3 separate regions of the Homo sapiens genome follow, and regions 2 and 3 are each linked to region 1. Evidence: chromatin contacts called from ENCODE Hi-C or POLR2A ChIA-PET data. All regions are on one chromosome and are shown on one strand. Each heading gives the region's core, a stretch centred on a gene start or an enhancer-like site at or near the end of the contact. The rest is flanking DNA. Distances are from core to core; before and after follow the strand shown.

Region 1 (3,552 bases), core at 507-3,006:
GCCCCTGCCCAGACCCTCCTAATCAGAAACTCGGCGGCTGGGCTGGCAAGCTGGGTTTGAAGCAGCCTCCAATCCAGGTGATTCTGAGACACACTTGACTTTGAGAGCCACTGATCTAGGCCAATGGTTTTCAGACATTTTTAAAGCAGCAGCCGCCCTCTCCAGATGAAACAGGCAGGTCAGGGGATGTCGTGGGTGAGGCAGTGGGCGGGGCCTCACACCACTCAACTCTAGGCCTCGCAGAAACACTCCTGCAGATTTTTCTGGTTTAAAAGTATACTCAAGGTTCTCACTTTGCACATTCTTTCTCTCTCTTTTTTTTTTTTTTTTTTTTGAGATGGAGTCTCGCTCTTGTCACCCAGGCTGGAGTGCCATGGTGTGGTCTCAGCTCACTCCAATCGCCGCCTCCCGGGTTCAAGTGATTCTCCTGCCTCAGGCTCCCATGTAGGTGGGATTACAGGCGCCTGCCACCACACCCAGCTAATTTTTGTATTTTAGTAGAGACGGGGTTTCACCATGTTGGCCAGGCTGGTCTCGAACTCCAGACCTCAGGTGATCCGCCCAACTCGGCCTCCCAAAGTGCTGGGATTATAGGCATGAGCCACTGCACCCGGCCTACACATTCTTTCTCTTCAGGAAACTGGGAAGACAACACCCAAAGCCAGAGAAAGGGTGTCACAAAGGGAAGAAACCTAAAACGAAACGGAGAAGAATGTAAACAGACAAAGCAACAGGCCCACACAGGGAGGCGAGGACAAGTCCAGGAAGCGTGTTTAATTGGCGTGACATGGACGACATACAGCAGGAGCTTGGGGAGGCTGGGGCATGCTACACGGCCCCTGTCCACCCCTGGGCCTCGCCCTGACCCTGGCCCCAGAGACACACACCGGCAGGTTCAGACAGGACGGCACCCCAAAAAGAGACTCAAAGGGGGCTGGGGAGGCAAGCAGGAAAGGAAATAACCACAACCAGAAGACATTGCCTTTTGTTTGTTTGTTTTTGCAAGCATTATACCAATTTCTCCCCCAAGTGGCAGGCTCCGGGTGGGAGGCAGCAGCAGTCCAAACCGCTACTCTTGGGCACCGTCCTCCACTTCTGTGAGGGGCTTTGATGATGACACTCACATTTGGGTCTCACCAGGCCCCTGCGAGGCAGGCCCAGCAGAGACTCTTGCTCCCATCCAAGGGATGGGGAAATTGAGACCCAATGAGCAGAACTGACTTGCGCAAAGTCCTGAAGGAAGCCAGCCACCGAGTCAGGCTGGGAGTGAGGTGGGCCTCCCTGGGGCCGGGAGCCACTGCAGGAACAGGGACAACAGGGAATGTGCAGACTGGGGAGGGCGACTCGGGGCTACCCCATCCTGGAGAAGGGGCAGAGCCTGAGCCTGGATGCTAAGATGCCAAGACAGAAGATGGGACCAGCTGTTTATTCAACAAAAGCCTTTTATTCATTCAAAAATTAACCATTGGGTTTATTCCGCAGATATTAAAAAAAAAAAAAAAAGAGGGGGGCAAGGCTTCCCATCACAGTGCCCTTAAGTTAATTCACTTGCTATCCAGGGATGGCCTAGCAGAGGGGTGTCTGGGAAACGCTGCCAGAAATGTGGTGGCCCAGGGCCTCTGAGGACTCACAGCCCCCTCCTCGCCTCCCCGCTCCAGCCTCCCTCCGGACCACCCGTCCGGTGGGGTTGCAGCCCCCAGGTGCGTTGGCGGCTTACCACCACCAGGGGGCGCGCCGCGCTTCCTTAGCTCCCTTAAAATTAAATGCTGAAACCGCGCTGGGAACAGGGTGACTTTCCGCCTGGCGGGTGGGCAATGGAGGCTTTTTCCAGAGACAGCCTGCCTCTCCAGGAAGGGATCCCAGGCATCCCGACCTCCCCACCAACCCCCTCCGAAAAAACACAAAGTTCCTGAAACCCCAGGTGCACTTGTCTAGGAAACGGGCTGTCAAACTGAAAAGCATTTCAGGGGAAGAGATGTCAGTACAGAGGGTGACACGTACGCTTGCCTTGATGTTATTTTAAACGTGGCCTGCTTAGATCATGGAAAATCGGAACATTCTCCTAAGTCACCATCAACACAAAGTGAGGAGCAGACGCTACGAGGAAGAGGACAGGCCGTGGCCGACTGGCCGCCTGGGGCTGGTGCCTGCCCTGGCCCCAGTGCGAGGCTCTGCAGAGGGACTATGGGCGTGCCCTCTGCATCAGAGCATCTGAAGCGAGCCGCATTGGGTGGCAAACGCCGCTGTGGAGAGGCGCACGGGCTGCTCAGGAGGCACCTGGCTCAGGATTCTGCGGCATCACTGCAGCCAGAGGCCTGGGGAGAGGAGGGGGCAGAGATCGGTCCCTGCCAGGCAAACTCTAGTGAAAATGGCCAGTGTCCAGCACCCCGCCAGGGCCGGGAAGGGCGGCCCTTCCGGCAGCTCTGGGCTGGCTCGGGCTGTGGGCCCACCGGCATGCTGGGCTGCGGTCCGCAAGCATACCATCTGCTAAGGCCAGAAGCCACACCTGTGGCTTCAAACCAAAAGGCCAAAGGGCAGGACGATGGAGGAAGGCCGGACACACCGAAGGGGTCCACATGCTTAAGCCCAGACACCCTCAGCCACAGGTCAGGTTGTACAACAGTGTCAGTCCCATTGGACCAGAGAGGCAAATCGAGCCTCAGGCAGAGGCCAAAGGAAAGTAATTTGACCTGGGAAAGACCTCCCTCATCCTCTCAGCCCAAAGCCACCATGTTCGTTCCCTGCCCCAGACCCCAGGTCAGAGCCCAGCTGAGAAACTTCAGCCGTTGGTGCTGAGTCCCAGGTCGCCCGGGCCAGCAGCTGAGCAGGGAGCCGACTGGCAGGGGCCTCAAAGAATCCACCCTTCAAAGTGGCCTGTGAAGGTGGAACCACTGACCCCATCCCTGCAGGATGTTGGTGGGGGAGGGGGGGTTACCGTGGGGCCAGCGTGCAGTCCTAGGGGGCTGCCAATGAACGCCTCAGGGGGGACGCTGGGGTTGGCTGAATGCTCCAGCCAAGGGGAACAGCCACGCAGCCCCACACGGCAACGTCACTACGGCAGAGGCCTTCCTCGGGCTGGAGGCCTGCTTGCTGAGGGTGGGAACCGAGGACCAAAGTGTCCCCTCTAAAACATGGGCTGATGGGCTGTTGACTCTGCAAAGCAGCAGCAAGAATTCTAGACCCAGGCCTGGCCCTGACAGTCTGGGAAGCGGCTTCTCACCTCAAGCCTTCCCTGTGCAAGGACTCCTTCTGGGTCCCAAAGAGCGCTCAAGGGTCTGGGGGGAACCAGGAAATGCTGCGGGAAGGGACAAGGTGTGCCACATGACACATTCATCTGCTGGAACTGACCCCACACACCAGCAGCCACGCAATAGGGGCTGTGCTGTGACTCAGACAGTCCCTCGGGCTGCTGGGGTCAAGCAAACTTAACCACAGCATCACCAGCCACAGGAAACTGAACCCCAGGCCTAGAGTGACATGATGTCGGCATGGAAAAGGGCCTTCAAGACCAACCAGCCCGGGCCTCCTCGCTCTGCAGATGGGGCAACTGAG
Region 2 (3,552 bases), core at 779-3,278, 340 kb after region 1:
TAGAGAAACTGCGAGTAGAGACCCAGAAATTTGAGGTATGAAACTTCTGTTGTGGAAAGCTTTGTTGGAAACGAAGAACAGGTGTTCCTCGGTGTAGAATGGTGTGGGGCCCTGACGATCCTCTCACTGGGAGGTACACAGTGGGAATGGCAGGCTGTTTCAGGAGTTATGGTCAAAGGAAAAATACACTCTTCGCCGTTGAACATTCTCCTACTCATCATAGCCTATCTTAATCGTGGCTGTAAAACCTGACAATGTTTAATGTTGTATCTGTATACGGTGCGGGGTTGGCGGGGTTGTTTTTTAATTTTAGAGACAGGATTTTGCTTTGTTGCCCAGGCTGGAGTACAGTGGCATGCTTGTAGCTCACTGCAGCCTTGATCTCCTTGGCTCAGCCTTTGAGGAGCTGGGATTACAGGCACATGCCACCATACCTGGCTAACTTTTATTTTTCAATTTTTTATTTGTTTTAGAGTTGAGGTCTTGCTCTGTTGCACAGACTGGTCTTGAACTCCTGGCCTTAAGCCATCCTCCCACCTTGGCCTCCCAGAGTGCTGGGATTACAGCTGTGAGCCACTGTGAGCCACTGTGCCTGGCCAGTATTTTTTGTACTTTAAGTTATTCTGCTTCATCTCATGGTAATAAAATTGGGAGTATAGAGCGATCCGTTATCCCAGTGAATCAAAGAAGCAATGAAAAAAATCCCCTGAAATATACAATTGTTCTCTCAGCAGGCCCATTATGGAAAGGGTGTGTGTGAGAACCAGCAGCAAACACAAAGGAGAAACAAGCAGGAAACATAAATAATCAAAGCTTGAGGGAGGGAGAGGAGCACTCAAAAGCTGTCAACAAAAGCCTCCTGAACCCACTCTCCCTACCACGTTTAAAGACTACAGAGCATGGAAAAATACATTAGCAACCGATTCTACCAGTCAGAATAGATTGTTTCCAGCAATGAAGGGTCAACTATGGCTTTTTTCATTCTTTTTTTTGAGATGAAGTCTCGCCCTGTTGCCCAGGCTGGAGTGTAGTAGCGTGATCTCACCTCAGTGTGACCTCCACTTCCCAGGTTCAAGTGATTCTCCTGCCTCAGCCTCCTGAGTAGCTGGGACTACAGGTGTGTACCACCACACCCGGCTACTTTTTGTATTTTTGGTAGAGACAGGGTTTTGCCATGTTGGCCAGGCTGGTCTCGAACTCCTGACCTCAGATGCTCCACCCACCTTGGCTTCCCAAAGTGCTGGGATTACAGGCGTGAGCCACCACACCTGGCCAGCTTTTTCCATTCTTTTCAGAATCCATCATTAATGTTCATTTGAGCATTTAGAACTTAGAACGGTCCTTTTCTTATTATTATTCTTTTTTTTGAGACAGAGTCTCGCTCTGTCACCCAAGCTGGAGTGCAGTGGTGCAGTCTCGACTCACTGTAACCTCCACCTCCTGAGTTCCAGTGATTCTCGTGCCTCAGCCTCCCGAGTAGCTGGGACTACAGGCATGTGCCACCATGCCCAGCTAATTTTTGTATTTTTAATGGAGATGGAGTTTCACCATGTTGGCCAGGCTGGTCTCGAACTCCTGACCTCAGGTGATCTGCCCACCTCTCCCAAAGTGCTGGGATTACAGGCGCTCACCACCACCCCCAGCTAATTTTTGTACTCTTAGTAGAGACAGCGTTTCACCATGTTGGCCAGGCTGGTCTGAAACTCCCAACCTGAAGTGATTCACCCACCTCGGCCTCCCAAAGTGCTGGGATTACAGGTGTGGCCACCGCGCCCGGCCTTCTCGTCATTTTTATTCCTTTGACTTGTTTATACTGTTTCAAATGCTGAAGGTCATTTTATCTACTTTAATTTTTAAGTACAAGTTTCATTTCTATCAAAAAAAAAAGTTACACTCCTAAAAAATAGGAAGTGTGGCTTTCAAACTGAGTCACTGCTTTAAGCATGGCTGTACCTTCAGGTATCACAGGGCGACCTCATGGTCAAGAAGGAACTAGAAGTGACTTATCCAAGACTGCACTGCTGCTTAAAAGCCCAAGGGGATAGCATAGTCCAGTGTGCTTTCTGCCCCATCGTGGGCAACCACATAAATATGAGTTTGTTTCTATGTCTCCAACTTCGGGTGAAATGGAAGCAACCGTCCTTCAGTACATTTGAACAGTCGAAGGCAGAAAACGTGGCCATTCTGCCCCCACGTGGACTTCCTCACATTGGGTTAAATGGCCAAGAGTAGCCCCTGAGTTTGGGACCTTAGGATGCTCCGGGCTGGCCCTCAGATGGCCTTTGGGACCTTAGGACACTCTGGGCTGACCCTCAGATGGCCTTAGGTTGGAGTCTCTCATTGCTTTTGTCTCCAGGCCTGGCTGGCTGAGGTTGAAGGCCGGCTCCCAGCACGCAGCGAGCAGGCGCGCCGGCAGAGCGGACTGTACGACAGCCAGAACCCACCCACAGTCAACAACTGCGCCCAGGACCGTGAGAGGTACAGTATCTGCACAGCGCCTGCCTCTGGCAAGGGAGCCTGTTGGCTTTGTATTTATTTCTAAATTTTGGAATCTGGAATGACCATAAGGCACTTGTTCAATGCCAAAATGTCTGTTGCGATTGACCTGTCACTTTTTCCATGATGCAGATTTATAATTCCACATGGGATGGGTGATCTGAGCGTGCGATGATTTACCATGGCCTCAGTTACAGCACTCGCTGAGGGGCGGGGTTGCAAGTGCTCTCCAGTCGCAGGGACTCAATCTGAGTCCTCCCTGGGGTCAGTCGCTTTAGTTGCTTTGTGTTTTCCTTTCTTGAGCAGCCCAGATGGCAGTTACACAGAGGAGCAGAGTCAGGAGAGTGAGATGAAGGTGCTGGCCACGGATTTTGACGACGAGTTTGATGATGAGGAGCCCCTCCCTGCCATAGGGACGTGCAAAGCTCTCTACACATTTGAAGGTGACATTTCATGTCTGCTGGATTCCCCTGCCTTTTATAAACCATAATATCTGAGTTACTCTTCTTTCACTTTTCCTTCCTTCCTTCCTTCTGATCATTTTTATTCCTTTGTCCTTCCTTCCTTCCTTCCTACCTTCCCTTCCCCTTCCCCTTCCCCTTCCCCTTCCTTCCTTCCCTTCCCTTCCCTCCCTTCCCTTCCTTCCCTTCCTTCCCTTCCTTCCTTCCTTCCTTTTTTTCATACAGGGTCTCGCTCTCTTGCCCAAGTTAGAGTGCAGTGGTGCAATCATGGCTCACTGCAGCCTTGACCTCCTGGGCTCAAGTGATCCTCCAACCTCAGCCTCCTGAGTAGCTGGGACTACAGGCAAGCACCACCATGTCCGGCTCATTTTTGTACTTTTGTACTTTTTGTACTTTTCAGTAGAGACAGGGTCTCACTATGTTGCCCAGGCTGGTGTTGAACTCCTGGATTCAAGCAGTACTCCTGCCTCAGCCTCCCAAAGTGCTGTGATCACAGGTGTGAGCCACTGTGCCTAGCCACACTCTTCTCTTTCTGTGACCAGAACTTTCTTTAGAAGCCTTCCAGATCTGGCCGGGCATGGTGGCTCACACCTGT
Region 3 (3,552 bases), core at 377-2,876, 280 kb after region 1:
GGCTTTATAGATTTTTTTTTCTTTTTTTTTGAGACGGAGGCTCCCTCTGTTGCCCAGGTTGGAGTGCAATGGTGCGATCTCGGCTCACTGTAACCTCTGCTTCCCAGGTTCAAGTGATTCTCCTGCCTCAGCCTCCCAAGTAGCTAAGATTACAGGCACACGTCACCATGCCCGGCTAATTTTTGTATTTTTGGTAGAGATGGGGTTTTGCCATGTTGGCCAGGGTGGTCTTGAACTCCTGCCCTGAAGTGATTCGCCCACCTCGGCCTCCCAAAGTTCTGGGATTACAGGCGTGAGCCACTGCACCCAGCCTAGGAAATGTCTTTATAGATTTTCCAGTTTCAATTTAATTTAAGCTTGAGTCAATCAGAAAGTAAAAAACATGCACATAAAAACACTAATGAAACATCTTTATAGATTTTTCTCATTTAATTTGTTTCTAGAACCATTATCTAAAGTTGAGCCAAAAGAGCTCAAGTTGAGTATTTTTCTAAAAGTCACGTGGAAATAATAAAGATTAGACAGTTTTGATGGAAATAAATGCAGATTTTAAAATAACTTCTAGAAATTATGACATATAAGAAATCAATTCAGAGAAGAGTATTCTTGGGCCAGACACATTGGCTCACGCCTGTAATCCCAGCAATTTGGGAGGCAGAGGCGGGAGGATTGCTTGAGCTCAGAAGCTCAAGACCAGCATGGGCAACATGACAAAACCTAGTCTCTACAAAAAAATGCAAAAATTAGCTGGGCATGGTGGTGCATGCCTGTAGTCACAGCAGCTAGTGAGGCTGAGGTGGGAGGATCACCTGAGCCGGGAAGGTCAAAGCTGCAGTGAGCCAAGATGGCGCCACTGCACTCCAGCCTGGGTGACAAAGTGAGACCCTGACTGAAGAAAAAAAAAAGAAAAAGAACAATGCTCTTTGGGAGCTTTAGATAAAATTACATCTTCTCGTAGGACTCTTATGGTTTCATAATTATTTTCCTCTGATTTTAGAGTAAAAGGCGATTTGAACGCGATTGCAAAGAGGCGGACAGGGCGCAGCAGTACTTTGAGAAAATGGACGCTGACATCAATGTCACAAAAGCGGATGTTGAAAAGGTGAGGTGAAAGCTCAAGTGTGGGCCGGGCACGGTGGCTCACGCCTGTAATCCCAGCACTTTGGGAGGCTGAGGTGAGCGGATCACCTGAGGCCAGGAGTTCGAGACCAGCCTGGCCAAGATGGTGAAACCCCATCTCTACGAAAAACACAAAAATTAGCTGAGTGCAGTGGCAGGCACCTATAATCCCAACTACTAGGGAGGCTGAGGCAGGAGAATCGCTTGAGCCCAGGAGGCGTTGGCTGCAGTGAGCCAAGATCACGCCACTGCACTCCAGCCTGGGTAACAAGAGCGAAACTATCGCCAAAAAAAAAAAAAGACAAAAGAAAGCTCAAGTGTGTCTTTCATTTCCCCTGTGAGTGTTCATCACCGACCACCCATCCCCAAGTTCTCATTTCTAATGTAGCCACAAAAGGCGCTACATGGGGAATCATTTTCATTTTGTGTCAACCATTGTGGGGACCAGAAGCTCAAGTGTGGGGAATCTTCGGTGTTAGAATTTGAGACGTTTTATCTGTTGAGTCACCAGGGTGATAAAGTGGAGACTTAGACTATGAACAGTCTGGGAACAACGTTCCAGAAGGTTGTGGCTCTTAATGGCTTTTCAAAGAGAAAGTCAATTTCTTGAGAGCCGGAGGAGACAGGACAGGGCCATCTGGAAGAGCTTGGCTGCTTATAATGGTTCCTTTAGAGCAATAGTCTCACTGCTTGCCTGACTTCTAATTGATTCCTCCTGGTTGATAACAGTGAGGTTGTAGTTGAAGCCTTGCATATTTCAGTCCTCTCAAAAGCTTTTCTCTAAATGGACTTGTATTGCCAACTAGAAATATTATAAAGTGTATACTGTTTCTCATTGTGGCTCAATATGCGTTTTTTCCCTAGAAGCTGAATTTTATTTTTATTAAAGTCATCAATACAATGTAAACAAAATTAGGCTTTTACATAACAAGGACTCATTCATGATGCCCATGGTTGTTTGGGCATTCATAGCTTCATGCTGTATGTGGGTGAAAGCACTGAGTTTTTATAGATTTGTTGAGCTTTTGACAGATCAGTTAGAGTTGAGTTTAGTTGGGAAATGGTGTGAACTATTATTTGCCAAATTCTGCCAAATTCCTTGCTTAAAGACTAGGTATACGTTAATATTAGTATGCCTTTCTCTAAAATTATTAAATATATTAAAATACATATTCTTGCCAGGTGCTGTGGCACATACCCCTAGACTCAGCTACTTAGGAGACTGAAGCAAGAGGATTGCTTGAGCCCAGGAGTCCAGACTGGGCAACATAACGAGACCCCATCTCAGGAGCAGGGGAGTGTTCTCAATATCTGTATTTGATCTCAAAATGGAGATACTTACTTTACCAAAAGACATTAATTTGCTGCTAAAGTTAAATATTTAAAATGTTATTCAATTAAAATAAGTTAGATTAGCCCAAAGTTTCAAAAGATATTTTATGTTGAATGAGGCAAATCAGTGTATGTATCATTCATATATGTGTGTGTGTGTGTGTGTGTGTGTGTGCGCGCTAAAAGAAGTATATATGTATATATTTTAGAGATACCGAGATATGGTCTCTTTTTATTTTATTTTTTATGTTTATTTATTTATTTTTATTTTTTATTTTATTTTATTTTTTGAGACAGAGTCTCGCTGTATCGCCTAGGCTGGAGTGCAGTGGTGTGATCTTGGCTAACAACAACCTCTGTCTTCAGGGCTCAAGTGATCCTCCTGCCTCAGCCTCCTGAGTAGCTGGGACTACAGGAGCCCACCACACCCTGCTAATGACCCTGTCTCTAAATAAATAATTTTTTTTTTTTTTTTGGTGTGGTGTATGGGCTCATGCCTATAATCCCAGCACTTTGGGAGGCCAAGGTGAGCAGATTGTTTGAGTCCAGGAGTTCAGATCCAGCCTGGGCAACATGGTGAGACCCTTTCTCCATAAAAAATACAGAAAAATTAGTGGAGCATGGTAGCCCATGTCTGTGGTCCCAGCTACTCCGGAGGCCAAGGTGGGAGGATTGCTCGGTCCTGGGAGGCAGAGTTTGCAGTGAGCCACAATCCTGCTGCTGCACTCCAGCCTGGATGACAGAGCCAGACCCCGTCTCAAAAAAAAAAGCACTCAGCCTCTAAACTGTCATTTCATTTCTGTTTTTTTCTGTAGAGATGGTCATATCAGCAGCAAGTAATGATAGTTGCATTTCTTTTCCAATCTTCATGCCTTTTGTTAATTTTTTCTTATCTTAACTCTGCTGGTTATGCCCTCTGTTTTGCTGAGTCATCATTGTGGACTTCCTCAGCTTGTTCCTGATTGCAAAGAGAGTGCTTCAAAAGGTTCCCCATTAAGAATGATTTTTTTTTTTTTGGGACGAAGTTTCACTCTTGTTGCCCAGGCTGGAGTGCACTAGCGCAATCTCGGTTCATTGCAATCTCCACCTCCTGGGTTCAAG

What was found. A loop is a pair of places that touch in the nucleus more often than their neighbours do. ChIA-PET counts read pairs that join two places held with the same protein, here RNA polymerase II (POLR2A). Pooled maps may share reads with other maps.
Region 2: a loop to region 1 is called in a pooled map, with 3 times the contacts of the local background. The contact joins two enhancer-like sites. A Hi-C loop is called at or near these places in 1 of 50 pooled maps. POLR2A ChIA-PET finds 5 or more read pairs at or near these places in 2 of 52 experiments (A549 and common myeloid progenitor, CD34-positive).
Region 3: a loop to region 1 is called in a pooled map, with 2.5 times the contacts of the local background. The contact joins two enhancer-like sites. A Hi-C loop is called at or near these places in 4 of 50 pooled maps. POLR2A ChIA-PET finds 5 or more read pairs at or near these places in 2 of 52 experiments (Panc1 and activated CD4-positive, alpha-beta T cell).

The regions. Positions count from the first base shown.
Region 1 is chr9:130,234,500-130,238,051 of GRCh38, reverse strand. NCS1 (neuronal calcium sensor 1) reads right to left here. Exons shown (of 8, transcript NM_014286.4): 8 at 749-3,552. Among named protein-coding and RNA genes, the nearest start is that of MIR12126, 5.1 kb to the left of the region's middle. RefSeq lists an enhancer at 541-1,100. Within about 2 kb of position 1,756, at least 10 of the 41 ENCODE cell types and tissues checked have a DNase peak (open chromatin) inside an H3K27ac peak, as active enhancers do.
Region 2 is chr9:129,899,352-129,902,903 of GRCh38, reverse strand. It overlaps FNBP1 (formin binding protein 1), which reads left to right. Exons shown (of 17, transcript NM_015033.3): 13 at 1-35; 14 at 2,357-2,478; 15 at 2,803-2,939. Among named protein-coding and RNA genes, the nearest start is that of MIR6855, 32 kb to the right of the region's middle. RefSeq lists an enhancer at 2,122-2,241. Within about 2 kb of position 2,028, at least 3 of the 41 ENCODE cell types and tissues checked have a DNase peak (open chromatin) inside an H3K27ac peak, as active enhancers do.
Region 3 is chr9:129,954,910-129,958,461 of GRCh38, reverse strand. FNBP1 (formin binding protein 1) reads left to right here. Exons shown (of 17, transcript NM_015033.3): 6 at 998-1,102. Among named protein-coding and RNA genes, the nearest start is that of FNBP1, 87 kb to the left of the region's middle. Within about 2 kb of position 1,626, at least 7 of the 41 ENCODE cell types and tissues checked have a DNase peak (open chromatin) inside an H3K27ac peak, as active enhancers do.